Linked DNA regions of Homo sapiens: region 2 is linked to region 1. Evidence: chromatin loops called from intact Hi-C (ENCODE). Cell type or tissue: endothelial cell of umbilical vein. All regions are shown on one strand. Each heading gives the region's core, and the rest is flanking DNA. Links, peaks and the distances in the headings are about the cores only. Region 1 has its middle 80 kb from the start of LINC00355. Region 2 holds the start of LOC105370238 (a long non-coding RNA gene).

What was found. Peaks named below come from ENCODE experiments on the same cell type or tissue, not always from the same donor. Only the 100,000 strongest peaks of a DNase experiment are listed, where the experiment ranks them.
Region 2: a loop joins it to region 1, with 3 times the contacts of the local background. A loop is called at or near these places in 6 of 110 quality-filtered maps.

Annotation. Positions count from the first base shown.
Region 1 is chr13:64,147,427-64,164,230 of GRCh38, reverse strand. No RefSeq gene overlaps it. Among named protein-coding and RNA genes, the nearest start is that of LINC00355, 80 kb to the right of the region's middle. In endothelial cell of umbilical vein, for the core only: a CTCF peak has its summit at 9,547; a DNase peak (open chromatin) is centred at 9,490; H3K27ac peaks cover 801 bases.
Region 2 is chr13:64,448,899-64,465,702 of GRCh38, reverse strand. It overlaps LOC105370238 (a long non-coding RNA gene), which reads left to right and starts at 15,340. Exons shown (of 3, transcript XR_942028.1): 1 at 15,340-15,446. In endothelial cell of umbilical vein, for the core only: no CTCF peak of the experiment used is centred there; a DNase peak (open chromatin) is centred at 7,572.

The sequences.
Region 1 (16,804 bases), core at 5,206-13,205:
ATCAAAGAAGATAAAGCAAAAAGAAAAAAAATCAAAGGACAGTAACTTCAAAGATTGAAGGAACATCAGTTCACAAAGATGAGAAAGAACCAGTGCAAAACCTCTAACAACTCAAAAAGCCAGAGTGTCTTCTTGTTCTTTTTTCCTCCAAACCACCACACTAGTCCCCCAGGAATGGTTCTTAACCAGGCTAAAATAGATGAAACGACAGAAATAGAATTCAAAATATGGATAGGAATAAAGATTATAGAGGCTCAGGAGAAAGTCAAAACCCAATCCAAGGATTCTAAGGAATACAATAAAATGATACAGAAGCTGAAAGACATATGGCTTTTTTTAAAAAAATAAAAAAAACTTATCTGATAGAGCTGAAAAACTCACTTCAAGAATTTCAGAATATAGACACAAGTATTAACAGCAGAATCAGCCAAGCTGAGGAAAGAATCTCAGAGCTTGAAGACTGTTTCTCCAAAATAATTCAGTCAGACAAAAATAAAGAAAAAATAAAGAAGAATAAAAAATATCCAAGAAATACGAGATTATTTAAAGAGATCAAATTTATTTCTCATTGGCATCCCTGGAAGAGGAGGAGAGAAAGCAAGCCACCTGGAAAACATATTTCAGGATATCATCCATGAAAATCTCTCCAACCTCATTAGAGAAGCAAACATTCAAATTCAGGAAATGCAGAGAAGCCACATGAAATACTACATTAGAGACCATCCCCAGACACATAGTCATATTCTCCAAGGTTGAAATAAAAGGAAAAAAAAAGTTAAAGGCAGCTACAGAGAAGGGGCATATCACTTACAATGGGAACTTCATCAGGCTAACACCCAACCTTTTAACAGAAATCATACAAGCCAGAATAGGCAGGTAGCCTACATTCAGCATTCTTAAGAAAATAATTTTCAGCCAATAATTTAATATCCAGTCAAACTAAGCTTCATAAGCAAAGGAGAAATAAAATCCTTTTCAGAGAAGCAAATGCTGAGGTGATGTGTTACCACAAGACCTGCCTTATAAGAGGTCCCAAAGAGAATCCTAACTATGAAAAGGAAAGGCCGTTATTGGCTACTACAAAAGCACATCAAAATACGTAGACCAGTGACCACACAATCAAGTCTTCATAATAACCAGCTAACAACAGAATGACAGGAACAAATTCGCACATTTCAGTACTGACCTTGAATGTAAATAAGCTAAATGCCCCAATTAAAAGGCACAGAATGGCAAATTGGATAAAAAATAATGACCCATTTGTATGCTGTCTTCAAAAGAACTATCTCACATGCAATGACACCCATAAGCTCAAACTAAATGATGGAGAAAAATCTACTAAGAAAATGAAAAACAGAAAAAAAGCAGGGGTTGCTAGTCTAGTTTCAGACAAAACAAACTTTAAACCAACAACAATTTGAAAATTACAAAAAATGGGAATCAAATAATGGTAAAGGGTTCAGTTCAGGAAGAAGACCTAACTGCCCTAAATCTATACAGACCCAGCAAAGGAGCACCCAGTTTCATAAAGCAGCTTCTTAGAGACCTATGAAGAAACTTAGATAACAACAAAATAACAGTGGGAGACTTCAACATCCCACTGACAATATTAGATAGATCATTAAGGCAGAGAACTAACAAAGATATTCAGGATCTGAACTTGACACTTGACCAAATGGTCCTAATAAACATCTATAGAACTCCCCACCCCAAAACAATGGAATATACATTCTTCTTGTCACCATATGGCACATACTCTAAAGTCAACCACACAATTGGACATAAAACAATCCTCAGCCTATTTAAAAAAATAACGAAATCATACCAACCATACTAAGACCATGGTGCAATAGAAATAGAAATCAATACTAACAAAATAGCTTAAAATCATACGATCACATGGAAATTAAATGATCTGCTCCCGAATGACTTTTGAGTAAATAGGAAATTAAGGCAGAAATCAAGAAATTCTTTGAAACTAATGAGAACAAAGATACAAGATATCAGAATCTCTGGGACACAGCTAAAGCAGTGTTAACAGGGAAGTTTATAGTGCTTTTTCTCTGCCCTGCCTTTCCTTTCTTTCCTTCCCTTTCTCCAATTTTTTTCTTTTTCTGAAAGAGCAATTACTTTTGAAAAGGAATATAATCACTGATGTTTTGGTAAATGATTAGTAACCAGCTGGAGGTCAGTAGGAAAGAAGCCTTGATTTGCACTATTTGCTGATTACCATGATGTAAATATTTTGTCATGCCCAGTTTCAAGCTACCAACCTTATATAAAGGCTAGCAAAATTCCTGAAAGTTCACTACCAATTCCGTACCAAGAGGCAGTTCAATCTTGCTTCAGCATACTACTGCTCACTTTAGACAGCCTAGAAGAGAAGCATTTAAGACCCTAGACTGGCTTTCAAAATTGGAAGGACTATCTATTTATGTAGAAGGTGAAGGGTATTTGTTATCTGATGCTAGAGGTCTGAACTTATACCAGTAACATACAGTTGTAGTTCTACAGGGGGAGAAAAACAGGTGTGTGTGTATGTGTGTGTGTATCTGTGTCTGTGTGTGTATCTGTGTGTGTGTGTATTTGTGTTTAACTGGAATGATTCAACAATGAAAGGATTCATGTAGTTAATATGTCAATTTCTTCTCCGGTAATAGTGTGTTTGCTGATTGGGAGGCGCTATATGAACTCTAATGTTACTAATAATTTTTAAATATCATGAAATAGGAATTACTGTTTGAAATAAGGAACTCACCAAGATTAGTGGTCAAATTTTAATGTTAATGAAGAATTTCAGGTTTTCTTTACAATGTTTTGTAGCTATTTCACTTTTCAGAGTAGCCAATACATTATAATTTTCCTGTTGTTAATAAAGAGAAAGTTTTCGCTCAGTCCCCAGAATATCTCACAAAGCAACAATGGAGACACTCTAAAACTTGATAATCAAGGGCTTTGTGCTACTTCTGGTAATAGATAATATTATTGTATATTTATTATGCTAATTAGTACTTTATACTTTTCAAAATATTTTAACAATGAAGTTGCACATGTATACATGTTCACCTTCTGGCACTAAATGTATTAGTTACATTACAAACTTGCTTCTAAAAATTATTCCTATGTTCTCTCTTTGTTTTAGTTTGAACATGTTTATGTATGAGATTAATCAACAAGTAAGAAAGTTTTTTTGTCTGAAGGTTTGCACAGGTTATGGCATTATTGAATGTGTTATGGTGGAAGGTGTTACTTCAGTATTTATTTTCATAAACACACTGGCTTGGAAGAAGGGTAGGAAGAAAGAAAGGAAGAAAGGACTAAATTTTAAATGCACAAATATCCTAGATAATTAGCAGTCCACTTTCCTAAGAACACAGGCATGAAAGCAGATTTGATGAGGATAAATGAATCCTTTCTCTTTTTCTAAATTTAGTTGCTAACTACATTAGTGATGCCATCAATAGTATGATTAACAGCAGAGCTTTCATCTTATGCAAGGAGCTGATGTTTCTGTCTGACTTTTCTCTTTGATTGTGCTGCCTTATTTGGTGTTACAAATCAATGCATGTGCAGACATAGAGCAGGTCAGACCTTAATGCTTTACCTGGGGATCAAGAAATATAGAATAAAATTCAAGAGGTCAGCAGGCATGCCCTGATTAACAGAGTAGATTTTTCTGCTTCCCATACTGGTTGGTATATGTTAGTGAATTAAAATGTAGCACAAACACTCACTGCTATTGTATAAATCACTCATGTATTTATTCTAAGGACCAAAGTTTCAGAGTGCTCCAACTGACTGTCTCATTAAGATGTATTTATACTAGTTAAAAAAAGAGACTTGACCCAATTAGTCATTTATATTAACTGTTTATTCATTTAATTATAAAAGGAAGGCACATGTATCATTGAAGATTAACAAATTTACAAAGAAAATATTAAATTAATTCAAAGTCTAACACTTTGTTATTCAAAATATTTATTACTTTCTAAATCCATATTATAGAAGTGCATTTTACACAAAATTAAATACACTCAATTTAAATGTACAATTTCCAGTTTCACAAGTTTTGACAAATGTGTATGTCTAGTTAATCACCATCCCAAACAAGATATACATTTATATTCTACAAAAATGCCAGTTGGTGCACATCCTTGCCAATACATGATATCCACATTTCACCAATGTCAAAAAATGTTCAGTATTTGTTGTGCTATTTGTTCATATAGTAAATATATCGGTACATTTATAGATCTTTTTGAGATCTGCTCAATGTTTTTGCCCTTCTTCATTGGGCTGGTGGCTTTTTTCAAACTTAAATAATGAGACTCAGAAAATATGATTAATTATCCAGTCTATTCAAGTACAAAGCTTGAGGTTGGTCACTGGGGGAAATCATGGACACTAAATGAATGGGGGCAGCATTTTGCAAAGTGGAAAAGTTAAAGTTTCAATTATGTAGGCAAAAACAGAAGTTCTAGCAGGATTACAACATTTTCTGTACAAGACCAAGTGCACACACCACAGCAATTTGATTGGTTACAGATTACTATATTTCAAGGAAGTTTAAAAGACAAAACAAACAAACAAACAAAAAAAAACAAGTTGCAGCTACATGCAGCATGACTCAGGTTATATACCTGCATTCCTCTCAAGACTCAGGATAAAGTTCTAACAGCTTTAAGTTTGAATTATTTAATTTTGTATTTTCTTATGAGTGACTTTAATGACATTTTTATGTGTGCCTAATGTAAATTGTTAAATATGTATATGTCATATATATTCTAAAGAATTGATAGTTCAAATTTGATAAAACATGGATAATGTTAAGCTTTTTCAATCTTGTATGAATTATGTGAATTGTTACGTTTATAGGTCTTTGTAAAAAATGTTTTCAAGCCTTGGGAATTTTCTGATTATGTATAAGCAACCGAGAATCCTAACCCCAACTGAAAGTGATCTTTATGCTGATCTGCTTCTCTTTACAAATTCTGCTTTACAAATTTCAGACTTCTTATCCTACCCAAATTCAATTATCTCTACATTTCAGTAAGTTCTTTGTTGTGTTTCAGTTCCCTTGTCTGCACTAAGATCAGGAAACTGCCGCCAGACAGAGTTTGGGTTGGCTGTGTCACCCACAGTGCTAATTTTCCTTCTCTCATTGGCCATTGTTATATGTTTTCCTGTGACTCATGATTCAAAAATCATTGTTTCAAATATTTCATGCAGTTTCTACTTGTTTTTGGAGAACGGACAGATTTGTTAGTCAGTTATTTCATTATAATTGAAAATCCAACTTGCAGTACCAAATATATTTACTATTCGTTTTGTGGTGTGCTTGTTAGATTTATTATGTGTTTTTAACATACACATATTTTTATATTAGCTCACTAAATACAACAATCCTTATTATGCCCGCTTTCTAGATGAGAAAATTGAAGCGTGATAAAGTCAGGTTATATGCCAATGATGGAGCCAGCATTTGAAACTAGAAACTCTTCCTTCAGAGGCAGAATTATTCATAGGTTCATTTTGGTACTTAAATAAACTAATGGCTCTCAAAACACTTAGTACATGACAGAGCATATAGTAAGTGTTTCGTATTTTTTTTATAACTTGATTGACACTGGAATGGATTGAACAGTGGCCCCCACAGAAGATAGGTTTGAGTCCTAATCACCAGAACCTGGGAAATAAGACCTTGTTTGGACACACACACACACACACACACACACTCACACACACACAGGAAACCTACTTCATTTTGAAAACTACATCTTTTCAGATGTAATTAAGACAAGAATCTTCAGATGAAATCATTCTGAAATTAGGGTGGGCCCTACAAGCAATGAAGATGTCCCTATAAGATCGAATCAGAGGCAGATTTGGACAAGAAGAAATACAACGGAGGAAGCTATGTGAAGTTGGAGACTAAGACTGAAGTTATGCAACTACAAACCAAGGCATGCCAAAAAGTTCAAGCAGTCACCAGGAACTGGGGTAGAGGAGTGGGACATGTTCTTTTTCAAGGACTCCAGAAGAAACAGACCATGCCAAAAACTTGGTTTTAGACTGGAATACAGAACTGTGAAATAATTCATTTCTGTTGTTTAAAGCCATGTGGTTTGTTGTAATTTTTGTGGCAGCCAATGGGAACTAAAATAGGCATTATTTTTGTTTATGGTATTGTATCTACCTTTTGCCATTGAGAGTGAACATATTAATGGTTTCATAATATTTCAACTTCTATGCTGTATAATAATATGAAGCCTTAGATTAAAATTTTTATATTAAAGCTAATATTCCAGTAAATTTCTTTCTACATAAGTACTATACGGGTTTCTATTCCTTTACGAAGCATTTGTAACTATTATTTATGCCTAAAGAATCCAGGAAAGTAAAAGACAAAGTACTTTACCAATGAGATATTTGCAGTTGTATATCAATTAAAATAATTTGTCATCTTAGTTGCATCTTCATTTTTAATTTTGTGTCATGGAGTAATATGGAGTAATGAAGTATAAAATTAAAATACCACAGGTTTTTTTTTAGTTTATTTAAAAAACCATTTAGTTATAATGTTTAAACATTTAGTTCTAACACGTAAACATTTTAGACCCTTTATTTTGTATTTCTATTTAAAAGAAAAATAGTTTCTAAAATATTATTCTTAAATATACTATGGCCATCATGAAAAACATCAAAATGTAGGGACTCTTAACTGCTCATAAGTTTTCCAGATAATAAGAAGAGTTGGAAAACTTCCCTGGTCTTACCAGAGGTTTAGAACCCAGCTGAAAGAAACTCAGAGAACTGCTAAAAGATACATTGCAAAACTAATTTCACCAAGCATATTGTCATCAGACTATCCAAAGTCAACAGGAAGGAAGAAGACTTGATTTAAATTACATTTTACATTTTATTGATTATAGGTATAATAAGTTTAAAATATGATTATTTTCTTGATTGAAGACATATAAATGCATTTACAATCAATCAAAAAATAAGTTTATGTATATTTTCTGATTTTGTCTTCATGTATGAGTAAAATAAGAATCATGATCCTGAGGAATAAAACTATTTTCCAAACAATTAAATGTTTCTCTTATTATCATTGGCTTGACAGAATTATTTTCACTCCCCAATCCCTACTCATAACTGATGATGTCCAAAACATTAACAACAACCTTATTTGTATGCTCTTTGATATTATTGAATGCCATATGAAATTTGTCTATAAAAATAATAGTTATTCAATGAGATAAAGTGTTAGGGGTGTCTGTGGAGAAGATGATGAATTTTCCAGTCTAGTTAGGGAACCACAACATGTCTGAGGGCTCAAATGAATGACATGATCCATCTGATTGGGTGACCCATAGCATTTTTGTTTATTTGGTTTCCATGGTAGCTCATATTTTTAATTTTCACATAGTCTTTTACATTCTGACATTTCACAAAATTTGTCTTTAACCCTTAGTACTTTCCTCTCATTCATTTCAATGTATTCACATCCTTTTTTACATATGGCTCCAAATTTCACTTTGTAATAAAAATATCTCCCATGTGATTGTCCCACAGTCTCTAAGATTTAATATTTCTACTAGAATATAATGCCAATCTCTCAAATTCAGTGTATTTACAACTAAGATACCATTAGGGTTTATTTGTGGATTTTTATACTTTTATTACTGGCTCCGTGGTGAGAAACCTTTAGGATCTATATGACAACATCCTCTGCTTCACCACTCCCATCCGGCCTGCCTCCACCTAAGGGTCACATTTCCTTCAACAAATTTCCACCACTTTTCCTTTCCTTATTATGTTTCCTACAGATTTCTGACTTACCAAGTAATACTATATTTGTATCTTAATTATTTCTGACTTACCAAGTAATACTATATTTGTATCTTAATTACCTATCATGTGTTTCAATTTTTTGCCCTAATAAACTCTGGTCATATTTCCTCACTATTTTTTAACACAATTTTATAGCACTAATTCACCATGTTACTTTTTGTCTTTTTTAAAGTCTTTATGCCTACTTTTTTGTATGTATTAAAACTGGTATTATAGAACATTGGCTTGGAGAATGGAAATGATTTAGTATTTGTAGTGTTTATATACCAGAAAATATTTAAAATAATTAGGGTAAAACATAATTTACATACAAATTCTTCTTAACACCCAACACAGTACTCTCTCCTTCCAAATTATATAGAATGAAAATAATCATAACTTTTTAATAATGTAAAACTATGTAATTACAGATGTATAAAAATGTCTTTGGGAAAGGTAAAACTTTAAAAATAATTTTAGTATTTAGTTCCTGAATGTAAATTAGAATTTGAGCTGTGTATTGTTTAATATATATGTGTGGGTATATCTGTGTCTGTGTATATATATGTAAACTAAAACACAGAAGAGAAACGTGTCTTGAATATTGCACTTAAGAATTAAATATTTTGGAAGGTGAAATCTACTTTTAACAAGCATTTAAGAAATAGCTAAGTGTTTCTAGTTTAGATAGATATGTTGTATTGCAATCCACATAGAAAATAACAATAATTAAAATTTCATGATGGGATTAACACATTTTTAAAGTGGGTATATATAATAATATGTGAAATATTTTTAAGAGGCAATAAAAATTCAAATGGTAATATTTGATGGAACAAACAAGTCTAGTAAACTCTTTTCAATCTCATTTTTTTTTCATATAAGTAGACAATAAAGTGGGTACAAGTTAGCTTTTGACCTGGTTAAAAAAAAAACTAATAAATAAAATTGTTACTCAAATACTAAATATGTAAAGTATATAAATACTTCCACCAATACCCTATGAACACACATAAGAAATAATGAAAATAAAACTCATTTTTCACCAACTAATTGTTCTGCATATCTTTAAACCTAATAGTAAGACTCTGGATGACCACATAATTGTGCATAATTTAAATACAATAAATAGCTTGTATTCCATAGATTTAGTTACTAGAGTTATTTCCTCCACAAATTATCAATGTGATCTTTGTAATATATCCTAGCTGTAATTTTATACATGTAAAATAAGAAAGTGGGGCCCTATATATTTGAGAATTGTTTCTAACTCTAAAGTTTTGATTCAATAATACATATATGTATATTTTCATATTTGGAATTTTGTATTGAAATAGTCATTTAGGTGGCTCTACAACATATAATATGATACATTTGTTACAATGTCCTGTGAACTTCCCCTACATTAATCATTAAAAGTAAATTGTCTTTTATGAAAAAGAAGTAAAATATGTAAACATGCAAATCAACCAAATTAATACATGGATACTTGTTGTTTCTAGTTGAATTGAACTTTAAGTATAGCATATCCCAAAGTATAATTTTTGCCTTGGAGATTTTATTCACTCTTATTGAGCAGTAACAATGATATAGTTTTTAATAAGGGATTTGATTGTGGTAGAAGTATAGCAAAGCAGTTAGTTCTGCTAATTAGATAAATGTTGTGGAAAGTGAATCTCCTACCACCCTGTGGTAGTTTAGAATCATTGCATATTAGTATACTTCACTTAACTGCCTCTGCATAATTGATGCTTTCCCAATGATTTTGCATATCAAATGGTATTTGTGATATATGAAGAAAGCACACAACCAAACCAAAGTCCTGCTCACACTTGTTAGGGAAAAATTTTAAAAAGAACCCTTTTGCACGCACAGACAAATTTTTTGGTTCAGCACCAGCAATAACACTTTCTCACTTGACATTAATAATTTAATAAGTAGGCCACAGATGCTTTAAATTATACTTTATCATTTTAGAGATCTCTCAAAGAGATTATCACACTAAACCCAATTCATTTCCACACTGAATTATTTAAGAGAGAATAATCTCTTTTGGAATTTTCTTAAGTTCTACTTATACTCTATTATTGTTTCATTTCTGAATCAGGATAAATTTCATTTTTTCTCCAAAAGAAAGATATGAAAAGTATTTTTTAAGATCATATAGGATTATTGAATTATTTAGAAAAACTTGTGTGGAATTTTTATGCTTATGTTCTTATATGACTTTTGCCCAAATTAATTGACAGAGTGACAATAAGCTATGATATATTTAATTTATATTTATAAATTATTATTGATCATTTATTATAATCAAGCTATTGTACTTACTGTTGTAAAAATAATCAGAAGAAATAAAATGTTTATTCAATTTGAGTGATCTCAAATTCAGATGATATCAGGATCTGCACAGGTAAAACAGAGTATACAGGAAGGGTAAAAAGAAGGAGGGACTGAAGACTCAAGTTGGTCGAAGCATTCTTCTTTTGGCTAAAAAAATTATAATATTTATAATATTTATATTTGGCTGTACATATGAGACCTGAAGGCTGACTACATTTTTAAATGTTTTCTGTATTTTTATCTTCCTTGCCCACATCCTTTTACCTTTCTCCCCACTCTTCTCTTACCTTCCCAACCACAGCTCTGAAGTAAAACATGACATTACATCCCAAGAAAAATTGCATACATAGGATTGTCTTTCTCTTAAAACATGCTTAACACCTGAGAGTACAACAACAAAAACAAATTAGAATACACAGTAAACATTTTATGGTATATTTGAATGCACAAAATGGGCAGGTTCCATCTGCATCGGCCAAGATATTTCTAGAGGTGGCACAAGTATTTATTTAAACATATTCCTGTATTTATTGTAAGAAAATGGCCAAAATTAGAAGAGTTTCTTGGCAGTTGGGGCATACACATGCCTAATGTTGAAGTTGTAATTATTTCTATACCATCTACCAGCTCTTTCTTAATAGAAATAGCATACCATCATAATCTGAAAATTACATCTCCTCTGACATTTTCTCATCCCTTTTATGTATTTTAATAATGAGCTTAATAGAATTAAAATCACATATGCGATTTCACAACTACTTTGTCTTTATTATTAACATCACAAAGATGCTTTGAAATTCATTTTTTTTCTCCCTTTTCAAAAAAAAAAAAAGAAAACCTTAGGCCAATATTCTTGATAAACATAGGTGCAAAAATCCTCTGCAAAATACTAGCAAACTGAATCTGGCAACACATTAAAGGATCTTCCACCATGATTCAGTGGGATTTACTCTTGGGATGTAAAGATGGTTCACCATACACAAATCAATATATGAGATACATCACATTAACAGAAAGAAGAAAACCACATGATAATCTCATTAGATGCAGAAAAAGCATTTGACAAATTTAACCTCCTTTCAAAAAAAATGTCACTCATTAAATTAGGTGTATAAAGATGTTACCTCAACACAATAAAGATTAGAAGCCTACAGCTAATATTATATTCAATGGTGAAAAGTGAAACCCGCTTTTATACTGTTGGTGTGAATGTAAATTAGTTCAACCATTGTGAAAGACAGTATGGTGATTCCTTAAGGATCTAGAACCAGAAATACCATTTGACCCAGCAATCCCATTACTGGGTATATACCCAAAGGAACATAAATCATTCTACTATAAAGATACGTGCACACGTATGTTTATCGCAGCACTATTTGTAATAACAAAGACATGGAACCAACCCGAATGCCCATCAATGATAGACTAGATAAAGAAAATGTGGTACATATATACCATGGAATAGTATGCAGCCATAAAAAGAAATGAGATCATGTTCTTTGCAGGGACATGGATGAAGCTGGAAGCCATCATCCTCAGCAAACTCACACAGGAACAGAAAACCGAACATTGCATGTTCTCACTCACAAGTGGGAGTTGACCAATGAGAATATATGGACACAGGGAGGAGAATAACACATGCCAGGATCCGTTGGGGGGTAGGGGGCTAGGGGAGGGAACTTAGAAGATGGGTCGACAGGTGCAGCAAACCACCATGGCACACATATACCTATGTAACAAACCTATATGTTCTGCACTTTATCTCAGAACTTAAAGAAAACAAACAAAAAAGAATAATTGAGAGAACATTCACATAAAAATATCAAAAAAAGAAAAAAGAAAAGTGAAACTAGTTTGGAACAAGATAAGGATGACAATTCTGGTTTCTGTTTAACATATTGTTAGAAGTTCTTGCCAGAGTAATTAGGCAAGATAAATAAATAAAAGACATCCAAATATAAAAGGAAGCAGTGAAATTATCAGTTTGCTAAAGATATTATCTTACATATAAAACCTTACAGACTTCACTAAAAAACTTTTAGATATAATAAAAAGATAGTAAAGTTGCCTAACAAAAAGTAACACACAAAAATGAGTAGCAATAAACTATCTGAAGAAAAAATTCAAGAGAACAAGATCATTTACATTAGCTACAAATAAACACATACATACAAACTTAGGTGTACATTTAACCAAAGAGGTGAAGTAACTATATGCTGAAAACTATAAAGCATTGATTATAGAAATTGAAGGAGACACAAATAAATGGAAAGCTCTCCTGTCATTATAGATTGGCAGAATTAATATTGTTAATATGTACATACTACCCCAATCTACAGATTCTATGCAATTCCTAACAAAATTTCAATGTAATTTTTTGTATGGGACCACAAATAAATCCCAAATAAGCAAGACAATGAAGAACAAAAAACAAATGAACAAAGCTGGAGGTATCATACTTTCTAATTTGAAACTATACTACAAAGCAATAGTAATTAAAACAGCACAGTACTGTTAAAAAAAATGGACACATTGACCAATGACAAAGAATAGAAAGCCCAGAAATGATTCCACACATGTATAGTCAATTGAATTTTGCCAAAAATTTCAAGGATTCACAATTGGAAAAGCATAGTCTTCAATAAATGGTGTTGGGAAAACTACATATCCATACGCAGAAGAATAAAATTGAGCCCTTATCTCATACTGTGTACAAAAATCAACTAAAAATGGATTAAAGACTTAACCAGATAATATAAAATTACTAGAAGAAAACATAGGGAAAAACTATACAACATTGATATGGGCAATAATGCTTTGAATTTGACCCCAAAAATACAGACAACAAAAGCATATAAAAGCAAATGGATTTGTTCCAAACTAAAAAGCTTCTGCACAATAAAGAATGCAATTAACAATGTGTACAGGCAACTTTATAACTGGGAGAAAATATCTGCAATCCATACATCTCATAAGGGATTAATATTCAAAATATATAAGGAGCTTAAACAACTCAATAGCAAAAATAAATAAATAAAAATGCACAGGAAATCTAAATAGATATTTCTTAAAAGGAGACATACAAATGGCCAACACATGTATGAAAAAATACTCAACATCACTAATCATTAAGGAAATACATATTAAAACCACAGGGAGGTATCATTCCACACCTGTCAGAATGGCTGTAATCAAAAGATGAAAGTTTACAACAGTTGGCGAGGATGTGAAGAAAAGAGAATCCTTGCATGTTGTTGGTATGGATGTAAATTTGTACAACCATTATAGAAAACTGTATAAAGATTACTCAAAAACTAAAAATAGAATTCCTATATCATCCAGAAATCTCACTTCTAGGTATTACCAAAAAGATTTGAAATCAGTTTGTAGAAGTGATGTCTGCACTCTTGTGTTTACTGCAGTATTATACACAATTGCCAAGATATGGAATCAATCTAAATGTTTATCCACTGATGAATAGATATAGAAAATGTGGTTGATATATACAACATAATACTATTCAGCTTTTAAAAGAGATGGGAATTCTGTCATTTGCGACGCATTGATTCAACTGGAGAACAGTGTGCTAAGTGAAATAAACCAGGCACAGAAAGACAAAAACCACATGTTCTCACTTATATGTGGAACCTAAAATAATCAAACTAACAGCAAGACAGAGTAAAATGTTGGTTACAGAGGCTGAAGTGTGGAGGAAATGGAGAGAGAATGGTTGAAGGGTACAAAAATCTCATTTAGACAGGAAACACTTATTTTTTTAGGTCTATTGAATAGCATAGTGAATATAGTTAATAATAGAATATTGTACATTTCAAATTGCTAAGATAGTAAGTTTCAGATTATCTCACTACAAAAAAAGTTAAGTATTTTGAGATGATGGATATGTTAAGTAGCTTAATTTAATTATTCCACTTTGCTTGCATAAATCATAACATCACTTTGTACCTCATAAATTTATAGTTATAAGCTGTCAATTGATATTGAAAGTTTTTTCAAAAAAATAGAGTTCAATTTAATTAAACATTATATTTTCTGTACCATTTTATTACGACTGAAAAAATAAAATTAGGAAAACACGCTAATCTTACTGGGTTAGAGTTGCTATGATCAGCTCCACTTGTAGATTAGTCAGTCATGAACATTTATGGACTTCAAGCACTTTCATGAAACACCATGATAAATGTATTGAAAATGTTTCAGGAGACATTATAATTTACTGAAGGAAACCAGAATCATTTATCTAGTTCTGTGACCTTGGGAAAGTTAACTGAGCTCTTAATGGCTCAATTTCTTCCTTTGTGATAAATGATAATAACTCACTGGGCTGCTAAGTATGCTGTAACAAAGCAACAAAACACTGACATTGCTATATAAAAGATATACTGATTTTTTTTTTCCTTCTGTTTTTGAGATGGAGTTTCACACTGTCTCCCGGGCTGGAATGCAATGGCTTGATCTCGGCTCACTGCAATCTCCACCTCCCGGGTTCACACAATTCTCCTGCCTCAGCCTCCCAAGTAGCTGGGATTACTGGTGCACTCCACCACACCTGGCTGACTTTTTGTATTTTTAGTAGAGATGCGGCTTCACTATGTTGGCCAGGCTGGTCTTGAACTCCTGACCTCAAGATTCGCCCGCCCCCACCAAAGTGCTGAGATTACAGGCATGAGCCACCATGCCCGGCCTGAATTTTTTTTTTCAATTTACGTGAAACCAATAAATTAACAGATCGAGATACATGAACTGTAGTTGTTTTCAGAGAGAAGTGAGTATGAATAGAGCACAGAGGATTATTAGAGTAGTGAAACTACTCTGTATCATAATATAATGGTGGACACAGGTCATTATGCATTTGTCTAAGCACCCAAAATGTACAATACGAAGAGTGAACTTGAATGTAAACTTCAGACTTTGTGTGATAATAATGTGTCAGTGAAATTTACCAATTGTGACAAACACGTCACACTGGTGGGGGATGTTGATAATGGGGCTAGACATGTGTCAGGGGAGAGTATATGGGAAATCTCCATACATTCCATTAAGTTTTGCTGTAAACCTAAAACTGCTCTAAAAATAAAGACTATTAAAATGTATATATTTAGTTAGCACTGTTTTAGGAAATATGAAAATATGAGCTAATACAAAGTGTTGACTAATTTTACATATGGCATATACCGCTTGAGTTTGATGATTACAGCAATATCGTTCAGTTATGTTCTACCTCACTTTCTTACACACTGACTCATTTTCTATCAATAAAATTCATGAGAGTATTATTGTCAAACCCAACAATAGTTCAGTTTATAAACTAGATATATTCTATAAGATAAAATAACATATAGTAATATCAGTTAGTTGTAATAATGATTAGATCAATGGCTGTCAACTATTTGTGGTAAAACACATTTCCAAAACAACTATCATGTGAAACATCAAAACATAAAATCAGAATAGGTAGCAGTTGGTATTAAAGACATGAGCACTGCAGGGTAGACCTGCCATTTTCCCATCTTTTGTGTCACCAAAAACCTGTCCAAATATGAGGACTGAACTGACTACAACTTTAGATACTACTAGAGTTAACTGTATCTATCAATTCTATTCTGTTTTATAGGGCATGTTCCTTGTTTTTCATATATATTTTTAATATTAATTTTTAAAAGACACAGCTTAGCAAGGGAAGTAATATCAAATAAGTGAATCTTCTAAATGTTATACAATTATTAGCCCATCCCTACTCATATCTGAGACAATCATCTAACTCAGCAGAGAAACAATAACATTGAAAACCTGGACATACCATTTCAGCAAAGTTTTTATGGTGCTTGTTGGTTGTACTGTATAGACATAAACACTTAGGAATGAATTGGTAAACATTATTATTAATTTATTTCTCCATGAGGAATGTGAGTAGTTATATTAACACATATAACAGTGACTGGGTCATATTAACATAGTTAGTACTCATGTAATGTTTGTTTAATGTTAGATAAATGAATAACGATAAAAATTAACAATTATTAATAAATAACTCAAAGATAAGAGGATAGTAGAGCATTACCTCAGCTGGGATTAAAAAACATTAACCCCTTCTTCTTTCGGTTACAACATATAAAAGAAATATACGTGTTGACTAGGATTCTACGCACCGTACTGTCCAAACTCATGCTTGTGAGAATTAGAAAAACTGAGAAAAAAGCCCAAGAACTGTGTAAAATTGTCAATTAGTATTCAATTTAGTATAGAAATTAATGTATAAAAATCAGTGGCTGAACAAATTCCTGTGCCCCACATTGACTTGTGAGCAGTTTTCCTCAATAATAAGTAGCTGCAGAGGATCCCAAACAGCGAGGTGTTGAAATGCAACTGTCTTACTAGCATCGAGGGGACACTGATTACAGCATCACTTTGCCAGTTTGGTGAATTGGAAACTCAAACTACCCAAATGATTGTTGTATGAAGCTAAAAGGATAATGAGCACAGAAGATGGATTAAAGTATTTGAATACATCCTAAAGCATAACTTCAGATAATTTGAAACACTAAGAGAAAGATAAAAACAATTGTTGGTGTTAATAATAGCTTGTGCTCAGAGATAATATCCTTTT
Region 2 (16,804 bases), core at 4,205-12,204, 300 kb before region 1:
TGCCAACCATTGTAAAGAATAGTGATGGACAAGCTAGATAAGGCCCCTCCTCACATGAAACTCATTTCATTTAATGATGATTTGCTTCTGAGAATGTTCACTGATATGGAGATAAATTTTAGGCCATCTCAAGATTAAAATGAGTGCTAAATGGATTGGTCTTTAAAATGTAAAAGCTTGCATAGGCCTCAGAAAAGATCTTAGGCACTTACAAGTTATTAATAGAATACATTTTTAATAAACAATTATCAAAAAAATGTATGTATGAATTTTAAATGTATGTATATTATATGTAGATATGTACATATGTGTGTATGTGTTTATATTTTTAAAAATGGCAAAAGTATATTTTTTGTTTTAGGAAGAAGACATACTTAATATTCTGAAAAAGAATTGAGGTTAACCCAACACAGCATTTAAAATTTCTAATTGTTAAAACACGTTTCAGACACCCCAAATTTTTTCAATTGTATCAGTCAAACGTATGAAACATACATTATTGAGTGTAATTATGAGGTGTAAAATGTATATTCTCTAATAATCAGCCTCATGATTTTTTAGAACCAAATGTAACAAAGAAGATAAATAAAACTTGCTCTTTGACCTCTCTAAGGATCAGAGAAGTGCTATGTAGGAATGATATCAGTATGCAAGTAGAACAGGCTTCATTAGTTTGCCATCTGTCATTGTAGATAGATGCTAAAATGTTGCCATTGTGAGGTTCATTGAGTGGTAAAATTATAATTAAAAATCATACATAGATTTAAAGTCAAAACCCCCAGAAACAAACCAGCTGCCAAATGTTGACAGAGATTCTGTGTCCCTTTCAAAAGATTAGATGAAGGAAATATTTACATGAGGGTGTATATGTGTACATACATACATATGTATGTGTGACGAAGAAATTATATACACACACAATCACAACTCTATGTTTCCTTATAAATCAAGATCAGCATGGCTGGTCTTTGGGATTAATTAAAAACAGATAAGAGAACAATATCTAATATTTTTCACAAGGCCTAGGAAATTAAACATATATTAAAGAAAACAAATGATTGTAGACAATTTTCTTATGATAGCTGCATTTAGTGCTCAACAGACATTTTAAAAAATAAAAGACGTGGGGCAATATAATACATCAAATCATACCAATAGGAGCTAATTTTTCAAAAGTGTAATTAACCAAGAATTTATTTAGAACAATTTAGAATATTTTAGAATAATTTAGAATGGTTATTTCACTAACAATGTGTGCATATGAGTGTGTATTTTATAGGGTTTAAAAGGAATTATTAAAAATATAATAGAAACTGTGAAGAGCTTGGATACTGGGATCTTGGATAAACCAAAAATTTGCTTTTTTATTCTGCATCTCTTCAAACAGGATTTGGCTTCCAGTGGGTTGTATATATAAAGCCCATTTAATTATTACACTTATTTTTCATAAGTATAAAAAGGCTTGGTATAGCCAGTAGGAAAAAGTTATATGTCTATACACTAACAATGAATAATGCATAAATGTATTTAAGAAAGTATTTTTATTTACAATAACGTGAAAAATAATAAAACATACATAAATTTAACAAAATGAGCACAATAATTATACACTGAAAAATACAAAACATAACTGAAAACAATTTAAAGACCTAAATAAATTGAAAGACACTTCATATTCCTAGATCAGAAGATTGTTAAGAAATCAATACTTCCCACATTGATATAAAGATTCAATAAAATATCTGTAAAAATCCCAGCTAGAATTTTCTCAGAAAATGAAAAGCTGATCCCAAAATTTATATGGAAATGCAAAGGGCTTAAGATTATCAAATCAGGCCTGGCGCTGTGGCTCACGCCTGTAATCCCAGCACTTTGGGAGGTCGAGGCTGGTGGATCACGAGGTCAGGAGATCGAGACCATCCTGGCTAACATGGTGAAACCCCGTCTCTACTAAAATACAAAAAATTAGCCAGGCGTGGTGGTGGGAGGTGCCTGTAGTCCCAGCCACTCGGGAAGCTGAGGCAGGAGAATGGCGTGAACCCGGGAGGCGGAGCTTGCAGTGAGCCGATATCGTGCCACTGCACTCCAGCCTGAGCGACAGAGCAAGACTCTGTCTCACAAAAAAAAAAAAAAAAAAAAAAATTATCAAATCAATCCTAAAAAGGAAGGACAAAGTTGGAAAGGTCACAGTTCCTGATATCAAAACCAACTACAAATCTATAGAAATACAGACTATGATAAGGATGAACATGTACATAAATGGAATAGAAGTGGGAATCCAGTAATCATCCTTCTCATTTATGGTCAATTGAGTTTGATGAGAGTGCCAAGACCATTCAATAGAATAATCACCTTTACAACAATTGATACCGGGAAAATGGGACATCTACATGTAAAAGAATTGAAAGGAGAGTTCCCTGACCTCCCTTGCAGGATATGTGACAGGGGTGGAGCTCATCTGCTCAGCCTCCGCCACTGCTCAAACTCCTCACAGGAAGGGGAGCAGACAGATGGACAGGGGCGGGAGTGGGGACGAGTAGTTCTGGGCTCTGGCCCCACGTTGACGTCTAGGGGTGTGTGCCTGTGACTCTTCAAGCCCCAGCAGGCTTGCTACAGTGCTCTTTTAGCTCTGCCATCCACAAGCAGCTTAAGTGTTAACCAGCTCAGTGCCCTCTTGGTACCCGGGTTCTTGTCTGGTGTCCAGGAAGAATCAGGTCACATACGGACTTGAAGGATGGTGAATGTGGGATTTTATTGGGTGATGGAAGTGGCTCTCAATGGGATGGATGGGGAAATGGAAAGAGGATGCAGCGGGAAGATGATCTTCACCTGGAGTTCAGTTGTCCCATGGCTGATCTCCTCTCTGACCCTCCCTAGCCGAACTCCTCTCAATATTCAGAGGTTCCTTTTCTTCTCACCTTCTCTGCTACACCACCCTTCTGCTCCTCTGCCCTTCTGTTAGTCTGCTCCTCAACTCGTCTCTGCTCATGGCGCCTGGGGTTTGGGGTTTATATGTGTATAGGATGGAGGGTGGGGGGCGCAAAAGGCTACATCTGGGGGCAAAAATAGGAATGCCTATTTTCATTTAGGGCCGCAGGTTTCCAGGCTTGGTGATGGGGCCTTTTCCAGGTAACTGCCCTCTTCCATCCAGTATTTCCCTGTTTTTGTCCATATCAGAATGCAACTGGAAACTTTGTAATATATATATTTGTATAAATTTATACATGAAATTCATAGCAGTATTATTCACAATGGCCAAAAAGTGAAAACAACTCAAAAGTATATAAACTAATGAATGAATAAACAAAATGTTGTATTTCTATATAATGAAATATTATTCACCAGTAAAAATAAATTAGGTATTGATACATGCTACAAAGTGTAAGAACCTTGAAAACACCTCAAAGAGGGAAAGCAATCAGTAACAAAAGAGCAAGTATTGAATGATTTCATTTATATGAAATGTCTAGAAATCTACAGAAACAGTAGGTACATTAGTGGTTGTCAAGATTTGAAAAAGAGGGGTTAGGATGGGAAGTGACAGCTAATGGGTATAAGGTTTCTTTTTCAGATAATAAAAATATTTTAAAATTTATTGTGGGGAAGATTTTGCAACTTTATGAATATATGAAAAACCACTGACTTTATAATCAATGTAATGTTTAAAAACATTGTATTGTATAGTTTAAGTAATATGCTATGGGAATTGCAAGTAATTGTATGATATGCAAATTTTATCTCAACAAACCAATTTTAAAAACCTATTTGAGAACTTTTTACCTTAAGAACTTATTTAAATTGTTTTGTTAAGATTTTGTTTTCTGAATTAAAGTTCAATGCAATTATAAAGTTAAAAATATTTTACAGCTCAAATTTGTTTAAAAATCAAAGATTTGATTTAAAAATTTTAACCTTATAATTAAATTATTTGAATATATATTTTGTCATTAAGTGTTGAATATATAGTCATTGGTTTGTTACAATACATTGAAAATGACAACTGTTTATTTTTTATTTACATACATTTAGTTGAATAGATGTCATATGTAATTGTGATTCTAAAATAATGATTATATACTAAAACATTTGTGTTTTAATGAGTGTATGAAAGAGATAAACAAGCAATTTATTATCTCAAATTTGTTAATCATGAGAAAATTTTGTAAATACACTAAGTTTATGTAATACTAAAAATGCCAATTAAAGTCCGCTTGTCATTGATTAGATCAAGCTAATTTTAGAATATAAAAACATGAAAGTGTTATAAAATTTAATTAATATTTTAAAATTTGTCTCCAATTTAATATTATTTATTCATTAATTTATGAATTTGCACCTTTCTTACACATATCTATTCTTTAAAGCTTTGAAGTCAGCAAGACATTTTTGAAATAATTTTTTTAAGAAAGCTGAGGTAACAAATGCTTTGCAAAAGAAAAGAAAATAGATTATGGGATGATAAATCTTTAGTATAGTATAGGATGGGCCACCAGGTCCATCCATGTTGCTGCAAAAGACGTGATCTCATTCTGTATAGGGCTGCATAGTATTCCATGGTGTATATATACTACATTTTCTTTATTCAGTCTACTATTGATTGACATTCAGGCTGTTTTCATTATCCTAAGCAAACTAAAGGAGGAACAGAAAACTACATACCACACGCTCTCACTTAAAAGTGGAAACTAAACATTGAGTACACATGGACACAAAGAAGTGAATAACAGACACTGGTGCCTACTTGAGGGCGGAGGGTGGGAGGAGGGTGAGGGCCGAAAAACTACCTATTGGGTACCATGCTTATTACCTGGGTGGTGAAATAATTTGTACATCAAACACCCACAGCACTCAATTTGCCTATATAGCCAACCTGCATGTGTACCCCTGAACCTAAAATAAAGTTAAAAAATAAAAAGAATAGGATGGGAAAGTAGAATAAAATAGAATAGAATGTGAGGCATCTCATTTGAATTGTTTGTAAACCTCTTTAAAAGTTTAAAAATTTTTAAGGCTATAACTGGTTTTTCAATCAGAACATCTGAATCCAGACCCTATATTCTTAATCCCGTTACCTTGGCAAGCTCTTCTTTTGATATACGAGAAGGAATACCAACTCAACTCTTCTTACATAGAAAGAAGGCATTCTTACATTTTCTAAGTTTATAGATGGAAATATCCTAAAATTATACCCTCTTTAAATTCTCTTTTATCAGCAGTCGTCAAAGTCTCACCAGCCTCCTTCATCATGTACCTCCATCATGAAAAAAGCCCACTGGGAACACTGTATATAGATTTATAGAGGTTCATAAATATTCTAAAGGAAGTAATTCAATGCTACAGCTTCCCCATTATTGTTCAGGTCAGATTCCCTTTGTCAATAGAACATTCTATGGTCTGGGTGATCACTGAAGAGTAATTTCTCGTAATGAAAGAGTGATGGGAGATAGAGAGTCCACCAAAGAAGGAAATGTGTCTCAAATATTCCTTAGACTCAGAAAATTAATTAAAATCAACAACAAAAAGCCCCAAGACTTATCCACATTCTCTCAATGCAGACAATCCTCTTCCTCCAATCATCTTCCCAGTGCCCAATCATTCTAATTTCCTTTCCAAGTCAGAAACTTTACTGAGACAATGTACCTAATCTTACATTGCTTTAATAGTATTTTAGAGGAGATTGTGCAAACACTTTACAGAACCATGAAGGCCAGAACAGTTCTTTAACCTGATATTTATTAGTTGACTAATTCTGTAAATATTTACTGAGGATTCATTAGTAGATAAGGCTAAGCATAGTGAATCTGGAACATGCTAGGTACAGGTACACCGCCTAAGTGAATCAAACATAGATTCCTTTTCTTTTCTTTTCTGTCTTTCGAGATGGAGTTTCGCTCTTGTTGCCCAGGCTGGAGCACAATGGCATGATCTCAGCTCACTACAATGTCCACCTCCCGGTTTCAAGTGATTCTCCTGCCTCAGCATTCCGAGTAGCTGGGATTACAGGCATGCATCACCACACCCGGCTAATTTTATATTTTTAGTAGAGACAGGGTTTCTCCATGTTGATCTGGCTGGTCTCAAACTCCCCACCTCAGGTGATCTGCCCGCCTCGGCCTCCCAAAATGCTGGGATTACCGGCGTGAGCCAACGCACCCAGCCAAAACATAGAGTCTTATAAAAGAGGCCAAAGAATCAAATAAACACAAAAACAAATACGGTACTACACATATGCAACGATCAGGAGTTATAATAACCTATAATTGTGGGGTCACTCATTCAAAAAGTTGAAGTAAAACTAATTTCCTTGAGGAAATGATACTTGAATTAACATCAGAACTGTGAGTAAGAGTTAAGTGAATGGAGGAAGAAAGAACATTCCCAGGAGGGAGAACAGCATGTAGAAACACCTTTTGACTGGAGGGAATGGGCATCAAAAATATGATGGCGGCCAGTGTGGAATGAGACAAGGGAGAGGGAATGTTGTAAAGCTGAACGGGGTATAGTGACCCATTATTAAAGGGCTTAAGGAAAAATTGGAGGTTAAATTGTCTATTTTTTCATGGCATAAATCTGGAAAACACACATACCATTTTTGAGAAAACTTTGTATAGTTGATGATCAGAGTTTGTATGAAATAGCTTATGGAAAGACTAAGGTGTGAGCAGGAGAACATCCTCCAAGAACTCCAACATTTGAGAGACTTATAAAGTAGCATGATATTTTACAGAAAATGAAGAAGAATCTATTAGTCATGCAGAAGTAAAATAAATCAATACTGTGTCATACACGTCAAGAAAAGACCATGCTTCAAAAAGCAGGGAGAGGTAAGCAGTATTTAATGCTGCTACAAACCTTAAAAGTAGGACTGAATTCCTTCCCATGGATGTAGGGCCATGGAGGTCATCTGTCACTACAGCAAGATTGAGCCTGTATTTGGACTCAACAGGGCTGAAGAGTGAGTAGGAGAAAGAAATATAAATACTTCCAATATTTAAGAAAAAAACTCTATTGATAGTACACGTCTAGGTTTGGAAATAAAGTATATTCTTCTACAACGTATGGTTCTTTAATGTACGTTAACTCACTGTTGACACAAAATGAAATATTAGATGTTTCATTTATAATTTATATTCATTCATATGTAATTTTTATAGCTCTTTAGTATTTTGCAGTGTTCAGGGGTAGCTTTTTCCCACAATTAAAACAAAAACCTTACAAATACATACAGGCCTTTAAAAAAAGATGAAAATCCTGCAAAATTGTGGGTTTTTTTTAAATGTAATTTGGTGACTTACAAGATCAGTTTCAGTTTCTGCTATATTAAATTATCTGCTGTATCTAAGAGTGATTTGTTTTCCTGTACATGTATCTAGAGTTAAGTTTAAAAATAGATTTTTAATTTTATTGGAACTGTTTTTTATAAGAAACAAATGCATGCTTAAAGAAATAAGCAAGAGCTCTGGGATTCAAGATTGCAACAGTCCACTGATTAGAATGCTATGTACAAATACCAGTGGAGATTTTAACTGTGCTATTATTGGCATTGATATTATTTTGGTTACTAAGTCTAAATGTATTGAATTGTTCAACACTAATCCCATTTTTCCTATCTGCTGTATTATTTTTGGCATGTGATTTCACATAATATATTCCAGGAATGCATATATGATCATGTAACAATAACTGTATACAGATGATCTGACAGCATAATAGCTAAAAATTATTTAGTATTTATTATGTACCCATCATTGTTCTAAGCAGTTTACATGTAACAGCTTATTTACCCTTCGTGGCAATCATCTTAGGTACTGTCACTACTACCTTTTTATAGGTGAGGAAACTGAGGCACAAACATGTAATGTGTTTCTTTAACGTTTACATATTTTTGGAGATCTTTAAAGCCCAAGACTCATTGTAAGTTCCATGTGTGTGTTTTTGTTCAACTGGCTTCTCTGCATGTAATATCCACTGCCCTCCACTGCCTAATATCCACTTATCTTTTGAAGTTCAGCATGAATAACTGGAAGCCTTCTAAGGCAATTCCATTCCTGCACCCCAAGACTGGTTAAGATGTCACTAAATATCAATTTAAACACAACAAAACAGCATTCTCTATGTTTAGCAGAACATAGGAAGGTACATATAAGTAAAAATATAATTTTGGATAATAAAAACCATCATGAGACTATCACATTGCTTTATTATTTTTAAAAATATTGCCTAAAACTGTGATATTTATCTGAAATTTTTAGCCCTTTGATAACCCTAAGATAGCATTGACAGAAACTGCATTTCCTTTTTCAAGGGTGAAACTAGCTAAATGAGATCTGAGAAAACAATCAATGTTACAACACTGAAAAAACTAATAGAGGGCTGGAACAGTAAGCAATATGGTGTATTTCTAAACTAAATACAATTTGGGAAATTGAAATAGTGAAATTAAAACCTACTGAGGCATAAAAAAGGAATTTCCACAGTCTATCAGTCACAAAAACATTCTAATATTATACATTTCCATTATGCCGTGATCAAAGTAAAGACAAATCAACCAAAGTTTGCAAGAAAGGATAAAGATTTTTCTTTGTCCTAAAGAAATAATGTAAACCTCCAATTAAAAGGTAAATTAAAGGGTAAATAATATGTCTAAAATAAATTTGAATTATAAAGCTATTTCTTTTATTCTCAGAAATTATTTATACCCTTAAAACCTCTGAAATAAATTTAGAAAGAAGTTACTTCTATCACATTTTTAAGGAGAGATGCAGGGTTGAAAATGTTTTGTGCAATGAAAATAGTATCAGTCTTGCAATTTTAGAAACTTGGTTTTTGTTTTTATTCCATGCCTTAATCACTCCCTGACTTTAGGTAGAACACTTGAAAGCTTTTGATCTAAATTATCCCCTATTGTTAACAGAGAAGGATACGTGCCCTGAAATTTTCCTACAGTGAGGATTAAGCGAGTGTCACTTTGCAGGTGAAAAAGCACTCCACTGAGGTCAGGCATTGCTGTTAGAAACCTTCAATTTCTCCCAGGTCTCTTTTGCCCATCATGCACACATCATTTTACAACTTCAGACTCAGGGATTTGCGTTCTGATTATATTTTTATTGTGAAAGCAATCTCTTATCTCAAATCAACCTTTTTTCCTCTGGTAATTTGCTAGGTAAGAAAAAAATTAAATTTAAATTTAAAAATTGGTGAGTTTTTCTTGTATAATGCAAGAAAGACAGATTCAAATGAATTGTAGCAATTCACCAACATTATTATTCACAATTAGGAAATAAAGACTGTTAAAAAGCACTATAAATAAATGTTTAAAACTGTCTAATTTGACAAACATTTCTATGGATTTAAATTAAAAAAATTATTCCTTGGATTAAAAGCCTCCTGGTGGATTTTAACTTGTAGAAATGTAGATTCGACTTGTAAAAACAATTTTTTCTTTGTTGATCAACCCTAGTTAGCTTTTGTTATTTTAATATACTTTTGCCTGTTTGTGATGAAACAGTTTGTGTATTTTTATAAAAGAATAATCATATTTATAGCATCAACATTTTTCCCTGAAAACATTTGTTTACATTCAAACTAAAAGGGAGTTTCTTTCTGAATTTATGTTTGGGAAGTTCTTGAAGGTATTTGCATCATAGAGCTTTGAATTGAAATTTAAACCTGAGGTCAGAAGCGATGTTGACATATATTAAAAATTAAAATACTCAAAGCACACAGCATGGCACAACTACAGTAATGAAGAACACCATGAAACCAAAATGTTATATTAATGACAGTTAACCTTAGTGATGTTAACTTTTATTCTGTGCATTTTAATGTTTGCTTCCATTTTCCCTATACTTTGACACTGACTAAAATCCACATATTAATGCATTATAATTTATGTCTTGGACCTCCTAGAGAAGGAGAGAATGTTATCTTCAGAATACATTTTTTTTCCAGTGGCAATTAAACATTAACTAATTAATTCAATGTCAATTAAACATTAACTAATTAAAATTGCCCTATTGAGATATCATAACTCTTATGAAAAATCTTTACTTTGAAATGCATAACTTTTGTAAAAGTTAGAAGTGGATGTACTTTTTGAGAGTTCTAAATCATGTTCCCTAATTTACCAGAATTATTGCAGTTTTAATTACATGAAACCCCAAACTATGGGTATCCAGACTAATAAAGTATAAGAAAAATTATGGAAATGAGATAAATATATGACACCTTGTACTCCACATACTGTACTCAGTGACAGAATGGCACAACATATGGAAATCTAAGTATAAAGCAGTGTGAGTATAAATTTGAAATTAAATAAACAAGTAGTTCTGGGCAAGGAACTGAACTTGAGAAATCTGACTACAGATGTCATTATAGAAACAAATGCAGCCCAGAGCTGTAGAAATTCAAAGCAGGCAGCTCCAATCCGATGACTATGTGAATATATGTATGTATGTATGTATGTAATATACATTTGTTTTCAAACAAGCATAGCAAAACCTGTCCATAAGAATTTTTGTTGCAGGTCACATTGGCTGACCTGAATCTCTGCGTTATTAATGAAATTTCAGCAATTTTTGTTAAGTAGAAGTTGTATAGATTGAATGTGTTCTGTTTTTCTCTTCTTCCCCCACCCTCATTACTCCCTAACTGCTCTGCCTATGTTAGCAGCCCATACTGTTTTTAGGCAAATGTGAGAAAAATCTGTAAGTAGTTCACAATCTCACCCCCATACCAACCCTGCTCAAAAAGTAAATTTCTATTGGAATCAGGAGATAATGAAAGGACACACGGAGAACTTGGCTTAGCAGGTGACCATTTATGGAGAGATTAAACTTTTATTGGAAGAAAGCAGTTTTAAAGTTTATGATTGTATTTTTAGCAGAAAGAAGAAAATCAAAATAAATTTAGAAAACCTATATTTAAAAACTCAGTAAATACTAATTCTTCAGAATAAGTGAAGCAAATTTACATGTAAAAGCTGAGTAAGACATGATACTAGAATAATAAGATATGAGGCTTGAGCAGTAAATTGAGTTTCTATTTTAAAGAACTTTGAACGTTATAAAGAAACATTCACATCTAATTTGGTACACAAGTCTGAGCCACTGAATTTACTGAATTTACTTTGTCCAGCAGATTAATCAGGCAACATTACCTAGTTTGGATTGAAGAAGAAAGGGGTACAAGTAGAATAGTCACTGAAGATATTATTAATATAGGAGAAGAATACATTGGAAATTTTTATTTTTGTTAAGACACATTCAACAATAGCAGAACTGACAGTTCTCAACAGAAGACATGGAAGAACAGTGTAAAAAGACCCTGAATATCTTTTCAAAAAAACGGGGTATGATTCAGGTCTCATCTATAGAGAAAAGCTAAGGTCTCTAAAATGGACACCTGAGCAATTCTGCATTAAGTCAAGTAGCTCAGAGCAACAACAACATCAGAACTGAGTATCTGAGCATCATGGGTACTGCGATTAATGTCATTAGTTCTATTAGGTTCTGGGCTTTTGCTTTTGTTTCACTGCTGAAACGGGGCTTGACACCTGCCGCCTGTCTCTTTTGATGCCTATTGTCTCTAAGCCCTTGTCCTGGTTTGGATCTTTGAGTACTCTCTGCTCTGAGGCTGCCTGCTGGAATGCACTGCCTGCTGGAACCCATCTGGACTGCCAGATACATCCTGCCACTGCACTGTCTGAGCACTGCATGCTGTACAACTGGCTGGGCTTTCTTATATTTCTTGTAACTAATTAGTCTCAGTGTACAGAGGCGTTAAATATTCACTTCCTGCATATTTCCAGGCTGCCTTTTCATCCAACCTACCATGTTCTACATTGCTGTTTTCAAAGCTCCTTGGAAATCCCTGAGATGTAAGAAGTAAAGGGAAATAGGATAATAGAAGCAAAAGGGTAAAAATGACTCCAAGACTCCATTTTATTCACTGGATGAAATAAATAGAAAAAGGAAGTCAGAAGGAAGAACTGGTTTCAGAAAGTTTTATGAGAAGGGGATTTATTATTTTAAAAAAATTTAGTAAATGTTAAAATACTGTGACTTAGTTGTGTACAAATTTTCACAATGTTTTCACTAAATTGATTATTATTAAAAGGACATCTTTTCATTCCCACTTCTTTCCAATGCTATGATTTTAATAAAATGGCTATTTTCTGAACCAGATGCCCACAGAGCATTTTGTATTTGAGTATATTCTCACAATTTTTCTACCCACTACTATAATAATTACGTGAAACAAGTGAGACTCTGTGCCAATTTTATCAGCATTATATAATAAATTTTAAAATATTAAATAATTAAAAATAATTGATGCTTTTTTAAAACCCAAATCTTTCTGATATACTATTAATTTATAAATCAATCAACATTTCCTCTGTGTGTATATAAGTGATTATTTCAATGAATTACTTTTAAAAAAATCACAGTTAAAGATAGTTCAATTTACTGGGCTTTACTGAAATTCTATCCTTATAATGCAGCTATCTTAATCGATCCATTTTAAAACCTTTTCATACAACAGTAATTCAACTTTTAATGAATTAGATTTAAATGACTGGAGAAATAAGCAAATTCTATATAGATAGCATATATAACATTTTCTAAGAAGATGTTAAAATATCTTTCTATTATAATCATAGGTCTTCAAAGAATATAGGCTGTAATAAAGTCAATGAGTATTCACAGCTGACCACAATAAAATATCTTAAGTTCTGATACTTACCTCGGACAAATATTTATTAAACTTACCCAAAGCTTTAATAAATATAAAACAATGACTGGATTTATTTTATTGTATATATTTTCACTTCTATTCCAATTTTGTGTACTTACATTCCACGTTTAAGCAGCCTCAAATCTAGATAACTTTATTTTCTCCTAAAATGTAATGCCTGACGAAAGAGCAATTTTGGACACAATTTCCTTAGGCAGCATAAACTACACAAAAAATGATCATAATGGTTATATCATGCTCTCTATGAATTGTTATTTTTGCAAATTTCAGACAAGCTTTTTGAAAATATTCTTTTAAACATGTTACACCCACAATGGTTGAAATTTGACTTTATTTAAGTCCTCTATCTGAGCATAAGGTGCACCCAAACAGAAGAATCCTTCATGTCTCCTCTTAATGCAGATAATCGCTAATCAATGTTAATGGTAATTTCAAGAACAATCCAAAAAAAATACTATGAAATGTAAGTTATGTGTTCACATACACAGAGACATATTCTAGTACACATTTGCAATTGCTTCTTCAGAGTATGGAGCAATAATTAAAATGACAGAAGACTTGTGTCCTGTAATGATAATCTTATAATATTTTTAACTATTACTCAACCTCTCAGAAATTGCTTTTATTCTAATTAATAGAGTTACTTTCATTTATTCAGTATTTAGCATCTTCTGTGCAATAGATACAATTTACTTGCTTAGGTTTCAAAGATTGTTCTATGATAAGTACTCTAATAATTGAAAGAGCATTATGGTGTATTGTGAAAATGAACACTAACAACTATGATTTTTCACAGGGAGAGGAATACTCTATATGAAGTTCTGAGATAGTTTTCACAGATGAGGGAAACACTTGAATATAAAATATTTATTGGATAGACTATTACATGGAAAGAGCAATTTCTTATTTTTTTAAAATAATAATTACATTGGAGTCTTGAAGGACAAGAGAAATTTTGCCTGTCAGAGAGAATGGGAAAGTACTTATTGGTAGGAAAGTCCTTTGAGAACTAAAGCCCAGAGATATAAAGCTAATACTTCTGTTGAATTTCAATCACAATTAATACATTTTCACCTCTGCATGAAAATCAGTAGATCTTTCTTTCAAGATAGTTTCTCTAATAAAAATGTACCCAACTAAAAAAAGCTACCCCAAGGTATTAAAATAGTTTATCTAAGATAGTCTTCTATTCTGAGAAAGAACTCTTACGGAATTCTGTTACCCAAACACCTGTCAACTGATCAAATGAAGTTGAGATATCACCTAGACTGGGTTACTTGGTTCATGGTGGGTTTTAAGTAGAACTTCTCACTTTACTGATTAATCAACATCAAAAATTTAGAAACTCCATAAGAATTTCCATGGGGGTAAGTTAAACTAGAACAATACCAGAAATGAGAAAATAATTATTGCTTGACATAGAGATATGTAACTCTACTTGGAAAGTGTTGGTGTGTGTAAGTGTATGTGTGTGTTTGGGGCAGGGGGGTGGTTCTGTACTGGCTATATCAGAAACAAAAGCTAAAAATACCTTACATACTGTAATAAAAATAATATGATGATTTATTAAAGTGATGAACTTTTATGAAGCAAAATGTGAAATATCATGTGTCCTGACTTCAGGAATCAGTTTAGGCAAACCTCCATTTTGTTTTGATCTTTATAATTTATTGCTAAGATCCCAATGTATCTACCATGTCTTTCAACTGATTTTGACAAAAAGCAATACAATGCCCTCACTTGTATGATCCAGTAATTAGTATACTGACAAAATTTGGTAATTCTACAGATCTACTCATTGTTTAGGTTATACAGTGCTTCTATAGAATTTAATTTTATACTCAATCTTGAATACAGTCTCTTTGGAAAAACAAAGTCAATAAATAAAATTCACAAATTGCTGAACTACAGTAACAAGACAAAGGTGCATGCAAATGTATGTGTGCCTGTGTATGTGTATGTAACAAAAAAACTGCTCTCATAAATTTAATGTCTTTACATTAACAAACTTTCTTCTTTGTATTTTTATTCCCATTTTGTAAGTTTATTTATTCATTTATTTACTTATGTTTTGAGCATCATCTCTTCTGAACATCATCAGGTTTTCATGTGATGTCTAGAAATACTAACATTCTGAGGCTGAATTCAAGGCCAATAATAGACAACAAGACAGATGAAAAAAATACCTGGATTAAATCAGTGTGGTAATGAAACAATCAACTCTGTATCTTGTGACACTTCAGAACTTCCTCTTATAAAGTTAATGGGTTTTGTTATTGTTTAAGCCATGTTAAATTCAGATTTCTGTTATTTGTACTCAAAGTATCTTCATTAATACATTGGATTTGGCTCTAAACATACTTGCATTGGGGTCTTGGGTCCTCCGCTTACTAACTGTATGACTTGACTTGCAAATAATGCAATTTCTTTAAGGCTTACTTTGTACAAAGAATTATTTTGGCAACTAAATGACACAATATGTATGAGCATGTATTGACATTGCAAAGTTGTACATTTGAGGACTAATGATAATAAACTGCAATGAATAACATGAGTCACTATATTTTATCTTATAGGCATTTGCATTTGTCAACAATCTGCCTCTATTCAGTATTTTCAATTTTGTCTTTTAATATTTATTGAAAAATAATCGTAATTCATGAATAAATCCAAGCTAGTCACTGCCTGTAAGTAAACCATGATTCGATTTATTTGAAGTATGTTCTTTTCTTTGCATGGAATAATCTCAAATCATGCTATATCTATTTAAGTCATAATTGACTCAATTACAATACTATTAAGATACCCCCAGCCTTCATGTGACACCCACAATGATTTCTCTCTCAACTGAACAAATCTTAGGAAAAACACATTTGGTCCTAATTACTTATTTTCCTGTAACATTGTATGTATATTGTTAAATTATTGTATACAATAACTTAAGTCATTTTAATAAATTGTCATCTGTTAATCTGTTGCTTTTTGTATCGATACTCTACAATTTTAAACTATCGAATGTCTTAATGTCATTTGAATATTTACATTACATGTGCACTTTACATTTATGTCCACTTATTCGAATCTAAATCATTTTTGGAAGCTTTTTCAATATTATTACCTTAAAATATCTATCAATAATTCAAATTTTTACACTCTTCTATACGATAATCTACTTTATGGATTTTTGGTTTAGTTTCTATCCTCACCTAATTGTTGCATTTTGAAATGCTGTTATTTCCAACCATATTTTGAGTTCTATGAATAGAATTATTACGCGTTATATATTTTGCATTTTCTACACTATACTCTGCAATTGGTACAAAGATTATTTTCCTTAAAAATGCCCATGAAATGATAAAATTGAGAAATTCAAAACTTTCTAAAATATTTAGATTGCTACACTGAGATTGGAAGTGAATACACACCTCCAGTAAATATATAAACTGATAAAAATGGCATGTTAGACTATGAATATTTTTATTAGTAAAACAAATACTATAATATATACCTTTTTAAAGTTTAAAACAATAAAATGTATTATTATAAATTTACATTTATTTATTTTTATTTATTTTTAATTTTATTGAAATTTTAAATTCAGGGGTACATGTACAGGTTTGTTATGTAGGTAAACTTGTGTTAATTTTAGCCTCCCCTTCATTGTTGCAATGTAAATTTTATTTATTATTCATATTATACCAGCTAAGAAACACATTTTTCCTTTGATCATGATTCTTCAGACAAGTTCAAGAAATGTCTTTTGAATTTTATGATTCTGAGTTGATGACTTTTACAATCTGGGCACCGCCAAGGTTCCAAACAGAATAATATAGATGCTATGTGCAACTCAGTGAGAAAAGTATTTCTCAGCTCCTCTCGTAAAGTATAGGTATTTAAATATTTCATGTCAAACAAAAGAAGACATGTATTTTATCGGAGTTTGATTTTCCATCTTACCTCTTCTCAGATAAGAGTGTACTGCTGTCCAAAGGCTCAGGAGCACTTTAATTCAGGTTTTCTTATTCATGAAGGATGAGAACAAAGT